Regions from separate parts of the Homo sapiens genome. Here region 1 is linked to region 2. A link is a loop called in an ENCODE intact Hi-C map of the cell type or tissue named here. Cell type or tissue: endothelial cell of umbilical vein. All regions are shown on one strand. Links, peaks and the distances in the headings refer to the core of each region. The heading gives the core; the rest is flanking DNA.

Region 1 (5,243 bases), core at 1-5,000, 850 kb after region 2:
AGATGGTCTCGCTCTCGCTGTGTTGCCCAGGCTGGAGCGCAGTGGTACAATATTGGCTCACTGCAGTCTTGGCCTCCCAGGTTCAAGTGATCCCACCTCAGCCTCTTAAGTAGCTGGGACCACAGGCAAGCACCACTATACCCAGCTAATTTTTTTTTTTTTTTGGTAGAGATGGGGGAATCTCAATATATTGCCCGAGCTGGTCTTGAACTCTTAGGCTCAAGTGATGCTCCCACCTCAGCCTCCTAAAGTGCTGGAATTACAGTCACGAGCCACAATGCCCACCCTGTACACTTACCTAATATTATAAAATGACTAGTCTTTTTTTTCTCTAAACTACCTTTCTAAAAGTAAACTATACATGAATCTAGAGGTTTAATCTTTCTTCTGGAGTTAAATACTTAGAAGCGAATAACTGAGATTTAAGAGGTTAAAAGAATATTTCTTCTATATGCAATGTTCCATTTCTACTTACATGCACTTACTTGCATCTACTATTTTTAATATTATTAAAGAAAAAGAAAGTTTGCTGTTTCATTTCCTTCCAAGCAATGCATTATGCACTATCCTTTTTTTTTTTCTTCCAAATAGAGACAGGATCTCACTCTGTTGACCAGGCTGGAATGCAATGGCAGGATCATAGCTCCCTCAAACTCCTAGGCTCAAGCAATCCTCCCACCTCAGCCTTCCAATGTGTTGGTATCACAAGCATGAGCCACTGCACCCAGCCGTATCCTTTTTAAAATAAGACACCACTGAGAATCACACTACGTAGAAACCTATGATGCTGAAATCTTGACTCAAAAGTGTTTCACTGTGTTTCTATATGCTTTCTTAAGACTAACCCAGAATAGGCTAAGTGCTATCCCTATTATAAATCTCAAAAAATCCTGTAATAGTACAACTTGGTTGGCCTTGAGCACTATTAAGCATTTCTGAGTATTTCGATCTATAACTACAGACCTTTCACATTCTAATGACTTCTCCCATAGAGCCACATCAAAATGTTGCCTCATGGGTGGATTTTTTACCTTTATGTTATTTGCAAGTTTATTTTTAAAATAATACATATTTCCCCAAGGATTCTGAGCAATAAATATTTAATAACTATTCTGTAAAAGGAATACAGTGATGAACATTAACAGTCCCTGGCCTCACAAAGAATATAGTCATAAAATTCTGAAAGGCCTGCATTGTACTTACAGAGTTTTCAAAAATTATGCACATTATTTATTGATACATTTATTACCCATTATCTTTATAATTATTCATTTAGATACCTATGCATTTACTTCTAATATAATACATTAATTTGGGTTCATTTGCATGTTAAGACTTCTGAAAAATCTTTTGTACTAAGATTATAAAATCCTTAGAACAATAAATTGTGTATTCTATTTATTTCCCCCCTCTCTCTCTCTCTGTATGTAAAAATCCCATAATAGAATTAAATGGTACTCAAGAATAAGGACAAAAAGGGCAATTATAATTCTGACAACTCAATCCCAATTCAGAAGGAAAAAAGGCATACACGAAGCTTTTTGAGACTGAATCAGAATTCTAAATTATTTTAACAGGCTAAAGTTACTCATGATAAAAATTAACTTTTTCATTCATCCAATCATTCAATTAATGTACACTGAATGCCTACTATGTCCTAGATAAGGAGTCCTTTCCTTCACTGACTTTGAAATCTAGTGAATAAAGTCTTGTTTCTATAAAATCCAAAAATTGAACTAGGTGATAAACATTCTTCCCAACCAAAACTCATAATACCTCACTAGTTTAGACAAAAGAATATTGTAAGGAAAAAAAAAATAAATAAGGTTCCTGGGTTTATATTTTTAAAAAAATATAACTTGGGAAAAGAGGAAAAAAAAGGAAAAAAAGTATATATATATAAAAATCTATTGTTTATAGTAAAAACCTATTGTTTATATTTGATAACAGCGTTTATCATTTTGGCAGACAAAATACATATAATTTATAAGTAACAATTGAAAATTCTGAAAAATTTTAGAGTTTAAAAATTAATGGCTTTAAAGCAACTCACTTCCCTTGTCTATAAAAACTCCTGGAAGGATTCTAGAGACTTTGATAAGAACAAACAAGTGCTACCAAGGTATGGTTTATTTCCATTTTTCACTACATATTTGAAATTCTACATATGTTTCATATCATATGTCTTTGCTACAATGGTCCAATTTACGTCTTTGCTACAATGGTCCAATTTATTCAATATGAAAATCCAAAAGAGTTTAAAAATATTTTAGTTATTAAAAAATTTAATTAATGATTCCATGATTCGGGGACTCACTCCAAAATCTGGTTACCTCTGCCACCTAGTGGTATAAGAATTCCCTATCTCACAGTGCTAGGTTTCACAAAATCATAGGGTTTTTTATGTTAAAGTAGCTATAAAATATTTATGTAAGAAAACTGGCAGTGAGGTAGAGTAAGTAATACACACAAGATAAGGCCAGAATCAAGCCTAATTTCTCATTTTGTCTCTTTGTACTATGTTATACTGAGGATATATGATACTTCAGTGCTAATGATATATTATGCGAAATTGAAACAGTCTCTTTCTTACAGAAGCAACAGTGATTTCAAAAACTTGGGGGTGGGGGTGGGGATGAGGGAGGTACTCAAAGTCTTACCCAGGCACTTCAAATCCCATAGTTTGCTTCTTTCCAGATACAGTCATTTTAGCAACTTTTGGCACAATTTCAGATTCACTTCGCGATGTCTGGGAATCTACTGGTTTTCCTAGTTAAGGAGTAAAATATAAAAGGCCAATTAATTTCTTTAGTAATATAAAGAAATCTATTACATAGTATTTTAAATTATAGATTATGATAACTTTCACAGAATTAATGTCTTTATAAACACATTATCTCTAAAAAAATTTAGTAAGATATTAATGCTGAAAGAAATTCTGTCACTTTAATCTAGGAAATCCCCTATTGTCAGGACTCTCCTATGCTTAACCTCCACCAAATCTCTTCCTAATTTTGAACTGACTGTTAAGTTTCAGTATTAAGAGGTCACAAGGTAGTTTCTGCACTGAGCCTTGTTCTGACATTATACCTAGACCCTATACCTCCCTTTCCTACCACACCCTTTCACAATACTAAAATTGTTTGGTCAGTTAGCAGATGGCTAAACTATTTTTAATCCTGCGAGGTTTATGAACTGATGAACAAGTTGAGAGTCTGAATTGTGCTGGAATATAGTATATATTTTACTTGCACACAACACTAGACTTACTAAAATACTGATATCTATAAAGAATCTAGGGAAAGAGGTTAATGTAGAAAAACTGAATTAAGAACATGGGGGAATTAGTCAGGCATGGTGACATGTGCCTATAGTCCCAGCTACTCGAGAGGCTAAGGTGAGAGAATGGCTTGAGCCCAGGAGTTTAAGCTTGTAGTGAGCTATGATAACGCCACTGCACTTCAGCCTGGGTGACAAAGCAAGACTCCATCTCTTAAAAAAAAAAAAAAAAAGGCCAGGCACGGTGGCTCATGCCTGTAATCCCAGCACTTTGGGAAGCCAAGGAAGGTGGATCACGAGGTCAGGAGTTCGAGACCAGCCTGACCAACACAGTGAAACCCCTCTCTACTGAAAATACAAAAATAAGCTGGTCATGGTGGTGCACGCTTGTAATCCCAGCTACTCAGAAGGCTGAGGCAGGAGAACTGCTTGAACCCAGAAGGTGGAGGTTGCAGTGAACCAATATTGCACCACTGCACTCCAGCCTAGGCGACAGAGTGAGACTCCGTCTCCAAAAATAAATGAATAAATAAATAAAAATAATTAAAAATGGAGGGATGGAGGAGAATAAATTATGAGCTAGATCAAAGTAAGACTTTTTTTTGCATTTGATCCCTACATAATTCATTGAACTTTTAAAAATGTGTCTTTATAATTTTCAGAAAAAGTACCACCAGGATTGAATCCACATAAAACTATGGAAACTGCATGTGCTACATTGGTAAACACATATACAGAAACCACTAACAATATAAGAAAAGATAAGTTAATGTATAAAATTCATTTAAAATGTTTGCTATTTGCCTACTATACACCAGGCACTATGCTGGAAATGTGATGGTGAAGAACAGACGTAACACTTGCTCTAAGAGCGATTACATCCTAGCGGGGAAAACATACTAAATGATAAAAAAAAAAAAAAAAGTACAATTAAAATTGTTATTAGTGTTATAAAGAATCCATATATGGTGCCGTAAAATTTGATGATAGGGCACATGACTTAGAGAGCTTCTCTAGGAAAGTGAGAATTGGAGCTATGATGGGGAAAATGAATATAAATTATAATAACTAGCACAGAAAGAAAGAGCATTCCAAGCAGAAAGAGAAGCTTGTATAATGGTCCTCCTGTAGGAGGAAGCACAGTTCTTCAGAGGGAGTGAGAGCAGAGGGGAGCTACATGAAGCTGGAGAGATGGGCAGGGCCAGACAGTGCAGGACCTTTAGGTCATACCAAAGATCCTAATGCTTGCTCTAACGGAGGCGGAAGTTACCAAAATGAGGTAAGCAAAAGAGAGGGGAAAGGGCAAGGGAGAGGAGAGGATGAAGTAAAGGGACATCTGAAAACAAACAGTTTAGGGAAAATTTTGAGATTGGGACATATTAGAAATTTGGACCCAATATTTCAGAGTTCCAAATGACAATGAACATCAAATAGGCAGTTGAACATGTTGGTTGACCTCAAAGGAGAGGTCTGAGCTGCATCAGCACATAATTGGTAATTGAAGACATAGATACAGGCGAGACCACCAAGGGAGAGAGCACAGAGAAAGAAGAGAAGTGGTCCTAGGAGGCCTTGGAAGAACTCTAGCATTTAATGCCAAGATAATGGACAATACACCTACAAAAAGGTGAAGGAGAGCCAGGGAGGGTGGTGCCAATGAAGCTAAGGGAAGACAGTGTTATGGAGTTGGCATTACCAGGATCTGGGGCTCTGGGCCAGTCAACTGAATGAAGACTGAAAACATTCACTGGTGACATGATCACTTTAGATAAAAGTCATTGGTAGAGTTAGCAAGAGCCATTTGAAAAAAGTGAGAAAAGTAAAAGGCAAACTAGGTTAAAAAATGTAAGGTGAGAAATGAAGGCATGTTCACTACCTCTCAGCTATAATTTCAAAATCCAAAAGCATTGAAATATTAAAGTTTTGGGTTTTGTTATTTTAATAACTCATTTGGAAGCAAAATG
Region 2 (5,502 bases), core at 216-5,215:
CCCTTCTACAGCTCCTAGACAACAAAACTTATCTGATTAAATAATGTAATGTATCCACAGTGCCTAAACATAGGCAGGTTTCCACAAACACTAGCTGTTTATTCTTTTTTGTTTTTGAGACGGAGTCTCGCTCTGTCGCCCAGGCCGGACTGTGGACTGCAGTGGCGCAATCTCGGCTCACTGCAAGCTCCGCTTCCCGGGTTCACGCCATTCTCCTGCCTCAGCCTCCCGAGTAGCTGGGACTACAGGCGCCCGCCACCGCGCCCGGCTAATTTTTTGTATTTTTAGTAGAGACGGGGTTTCACCTTGTTAGCCAGGATGGTCTCGATCTCCTGACCTCATGATCCACCCGCCTGGGCCTCCCAAAGTGCTGGGATTACAGGCGTGAGCCACCGCACCCGGCCACTAGCTGTTTATTCTTTCCCTCCCTTCTGAGATATTTTGAGTTGTGGTTACAAATGTGTATGTGTTTAGTAGAACAGAAAACTGGCACACCATTTGATACATTCCCTCTGTATACATGTAATAGGGGAATTATCTGAAGGACTGCATGGCAAGACTTCCAAAAGTACTGATGAAACACTTCTGTTAATATCGCTTAGATAATCAGAAATACCCTTTCTTTTAGATGGTGTCTAACTAAAAAGACACAACTCAGAGGATTAAGAGTCATGGGTTTTAGCTCCATTTGTCCTGTTAACTAGTCATGAGACCTAAGATAGCCAATTAATCTTTACTTCTGGCCAGGCATGATGGCTCATGCCTGTAATCCCAGCTCTTTGGGGGCTGAGGCAGGTGGATCACTTGAGCCCAGGAGTTCAAGACCAGCCTGGGCAACATGGTGGAACCCAATTTCCAAAAGAAAATACAAAAATTTTCCAGGTGTGGTGGCATGCACCTGAAGTCGCAGTTTCTTGGTGGGCTGAGGCGGGGGGTTCACTTGAGTCTGGGAGGTCAAGGCTGCAGAGAGCCATGATTGTGCCACTGCACTCCAGCCTGGGTGACAGAGTGAGACCCTGCCAAAAAAAAAAAAAAAGCAAAAACAAAAAACACCCTTATTTAGCCAATTGGATTTATAACATCTGCCTTAGCCCAATGCTTTGGGCTATTAAATGAGAGTTTAGATAGTCACTGCTTGTCCTTGAAATGTGAATACCTTGTATTGGCCTCCAAACATAATAGTATTATGTGCTATGTTCTCAAAACTACTATTTATTTATTTATTTATTTTTTGGTCCACTTTTATGTGTTTTTCTCATGTTTTAAACTTTAAGTATCATTTCAGGGAGTCAGTGTAACTTGAGTAATATATTTAAAATCGTGGCCTTTGATCATTTAGGCAAACTATTTATTAATAACTTGTATATCACACATTTAAATAGTCAAGACTTTCCCTCTTTAAGTTAGATATAATTTCTATTTTACAGAAAATAAAAAACAGTCAGCCTAACAGCACACTTGATTTTTTGGAAACTACATTTACACTTGCATCTTCTACATTTGCACCTGATACAAATAATTGTATCAGGGAGATACAATCATTTGCTGAAGGTCATGAGAGCAGTAAGGGACTGTGGCATTCAAATCCTGTTGTTTCTGACTCTAAATTTCACTATTTCGTATGGTTATGCTGTAACATGGAAGAAGTCTCTCTTCTTCGTGTTTTCAGGTTTAAACAAAAGAGTTTCAGGCTAGCTGTGGTGGCTCACACCTGGAATCCTAGCATTTTGAGAAGCCAAGGTAGGAGGATCACTTGAGCTCAGGAGTTCAAGACCAGCCTGGGCAAAATAGTGAAATCTTGTCTCTACAAAAAAATTTTAAAAATTAGCCTGGTGTGGTGGCACGCACCTGTAGTCCCAGCTACTCAGGTGGCTGAGGTAGGAGGATCACTTGATTCCATAAGATGGAGGCTGCAGCGAGCTGTAACCATGCCACTGTACCCCAGTCTGGGTGAAAGAAGGAGACCCTGTCTCAAAGAGTAAACAAAATAAAAGAGCTTCAAAGTTTTACATTGTAAACCCACTGCCTCCAAATGTTCAGATATACATTAGGACAAACTCTAATCTTGTTGAGTAGCAAAAAAATAAAATATTCTCATTTTCTGAGCTAAGTGAGGCACCAACATTTGTATAGTCACCTAATTATTTTTTAATCTATCTGCCTGGTTTGCAAAACTCATGAAGACAAGGACCACATTCCTTTTTGTTCATCATTGTATCCCTAGCACTAAGCGTGGTGCCTAACATTGAGAAATACTCAATAGATTTTTATTGAAGCAATGATATGTATATGAATGAGTGAACTATAACAAGTTTCAGGTATAAGCTGAATTTTAAGTACAAGTTATGGGGAAATAAAGAAGGAAATAGCTCTCCAACAAAGTCCCTCACCTTTTTCTCCTGTGTTAACATCACTGCTGGTTTACAAAATAAGCACCAGGTTAAAATTCTGACAAGGACGTCTGTGTAGGATAGATCATTCCAGGTAAAATATGGGTTCTTGCTCTAAAATTTGGCCTTTTTTTGGTCATGACTTGTGAAAATAAAACTTATCAGCAAAACTTCATACAAAAAAGTTTTATAAATAAAAATAGTGAAAGAAATAGTATACTGAATGTGTGTACCAGACAGGTAAATAATACAGGTAATATTTATATCTGAAACCGAGAAAATGCAGTATCATGTATCATTGTGTCCACTGGGTGGCGCTGCAGACTGAGGTTGATATTCCACAAATTGCTACCCTGATGTCAGACAATAAAACAAGTTAGACAGTAATTCTTTATATGTAAAAGTTCCTATTTTTCATTTGATTCTCACAATAGCTCTGTGAGGAATGTACAGTATGTATTATTATCCCTTAAACACAGGACTTAGATACCATTAAATATATGCCGCTGCCTCTCAGATTTGTAATACATTTTAATCAAATATTCACTTTAAAACAGCCCATTCATATTTGAACTAAATGTTCCAAAGTTATTAACTGGTAACCTTTGGTTCTTTTCTACAGTTTCAAGATTTTGCCTCATAAAAAAGCAATCCCTTGCTGGGCGCAGTGGCTCAAGCCTGTAATCCCAGCACTTTGGGAGGCCGAGGCAGGCGGATCACAAGGTCAGGCGTTCGAGACCAGCCTGGCCAACATGGTGAAACCCCATCTCTACTAAAAATACAAAAATTAGCCGGGTGTGGTGGCGCTTGCCTGTAATCCCAGCTACTCAAGAGGCTGAGGCACAAGAATCGCTTGAACCTGGGAGGCGGAAGTTGCAGTGAGCCGAGATCGTGCCATTGCACTCCAGCCTGGGTGACAGAGTGAGACTCCATCTCAAAAAAAAAAAAAAAGTAATCCCAGTGGAAGGGAGACTAAAATAGCTGGCCTATATATTCCTGGCAGTGGCTCCTTTGCTCACGCTCAGTAAATATGCCATGATGTTCAAAGGAGGCCTGGGAAGAAGTGAAGGCTCTGGTGTCAGAAACAGTGGATTCCAACTCTGGCCCTTCCGCCCTCTCCATAGGTGTCGAGTCATTTGAACTTTTCAGAGCCTCGGTATTAACATATTGAATAGAAATATTTTACCCTCTTTGTCTTACTAGTCTGATAAGAAGATAAAATGAGTCAACATGAGAGAAGTGTTCTGTGAATGTAGGTTATTTATTTATTCACTTATTTATTTATTGAGATAGGGTCACTGCAGACTCAACACCCGAGGCTCAAGCGATCCTCTTACCTCAGCCTCCTGAGTAGCTGGGAACACAAGGGCATCGCCAGCCTGGCTAATTTTTGTATTTTTGGTAGAGATGGGATTTCACCATGTTGCCCAGGCTGGTCTCAAACTCCCAAGCTCAAGCTATCCTCCCACCTCGGCCTCCCAAAGTGCTGGGATTCCAGGCGGGAGCCACCGTGACCAGCCAATGTGAAACATTTTCAAAATCAATTTAAATAAACGGTTGCAGTCGTCCCTCTGTATCCACAGGGTCCACATCCATGGATTCAACCAACCATGAATTGAAAATATTTTTTGAGGCCAGACATGTTGGCTCACATCTCAAGGTGCTTGTAATCCCAGCACTTTGGGAGGCTGAGGGGGGTGGATCACCTGAGGTCAGGATTTTGAGACCTGCCTGGCACAAAAATCAAATGTGCTTTTAGGCTATTTTTTATTTTAGTAGAAACCCTGTCTCTACCAAAAATACAAAAATTAGCTGGGCATGGTGTCAGGTCCTGTAATCCCAGCAACTCGGGTGGCTGAAGCAGGAGAATTACTTGAACCTGGGAGGCAGAGTTTGCAGTGAGCCAAGATTACGCCATTGGACTCCAGCCTGGGCAACAGAGCAAGACTCCATCAAAAAGAAAGAGAGAGAGAGAGAGGGAGGGAGGAAGGAAGAAAGGAAGGAAGGAAGGAAGGAAGGAAGGAAGGAAGGAAGGAAGGAAGGAAGGAAGGAAGGAAGGAGGGAGGGAGGGAGGGAGGGAGGGAAGGAGGGAAGGAAGGAAGGAAGGAAAGAAAGAAAGAAAAATATTTATTGAAAACCCAAAGGCCAGGCACGGTGGCTCACGCCTGTAATCCCAGCACTTTGGGAGGCTGAGGTGAGTGGATCACGAGGTCAGGAGATCGAGGCCATCCTGGCTAACACGGTGAAACCTGGTCTCTACTAAAAATACAAAAAATTAGCCGGGCGTGGTGGCGGGCGCCTGTAGTCCCAGCTACTCGAGAGGCTGAGGCAGGAGAATGGCGTGAACCCAGGAGGCGGAGCTTGCAGTGAGCCAAGATCGTGCCACTGCACTCCAGCCTGGGTGACAGAGCAAGACTCCGTCTCAAAAAAAACAAAAAACAAACAAACAAACAAAAACCCAAAGGCAATAAAAAAAATACAACAGTAAAAAAAATACAAATTTTAAAATACAGTAGAACAACTATTTACATAGCATTTACATTGTATTATGTATTATAAATAATCTAGAGATGACTTAAAGTATACGAGAGGGTGTGCATAGGTTATACACAAATACTAAGCCTTTTTTTTTTTTTTTTTTGAGATAGGGTCTCCTTGTGTCACCCAGACTGGAGTGCGGTGGCTTGATCTCGGCTCACTGCAATCTCCGCTCCCCCAGGTTCAAGCGATTCTCCTGCCTCAGCCTCCCGAGTGGCTGGGATTATAGGCACGCACCACCACACCCGGCTAATTTTTGTATTTTTAGTAGAGACGGGGTTTCACCATGTTGGTCAGGCTGGTCTCAAACTCCTGACCTCGTGATCCACCCGCCTTGGCCTCCCAAAGTGCTGGGATTACAGGCGTGAGCCACCGCTCCTGGCCTACTAAGCCATTTTATTTAAGCGACTTGAGCATTCACAGGGTTTGGTATCTGCGGGGACCCCGGAACCAATCCTGCCCCCGGGTACCAAGGGACAGTTGAGCACCTTGAGATGTATATAAAAACTCATTTCTACCAAATAACAAAACTCTCAAAAGGATACTGTTAGAAAAAGTTTTAAAAGATTCCTGG

What was found. Peaks named below come from ENCODE experiments on the same cell type or tissue, not always from the same donor. Only the 100,000 strongest peaks of a DNase experiment are listed, where the experiment ranks them.
Region 1: a loop joins it to region 2, with 18 times the contacts of the local background. A loop is called at or near these places in 5 of 110 quality-filtered maps.

The regions. Positions count from the first base shown.
Region 1 is chr6:135,000,074-135,005,316 of GRCh38, forward strand. It overlaps HBS1L (HBS1 like translational GTPase), which reads right to left. Exons shown (of 18, transcript NM_006620.4): 5 at 2,661-2,769. Among named protein-coding and RNA genes, the nearest start is that of MIR3662, 23 kb to the left of the region's middle. In endothelial cell of umbilical vein, for the core only: a CTCF peak has its summit at 2,349 (motif pointing left); a DNase peak (open chromatin) is centred at 2,368.
Region 2 is chr6:134,154,256-134,159,757 of GRCh38, forward strand. No RefSeq gene overlaps it. Among named protein-coding and RNA genes, the nearest start is that of SLC2A12, 100 kb to the left of the region's middle. In endothelial cell of umbilical vein, for the core only: a CTCF peak has its summit at 2,712 (motif pointing right); a DNase peak (open chromatin) is centred at 2,726.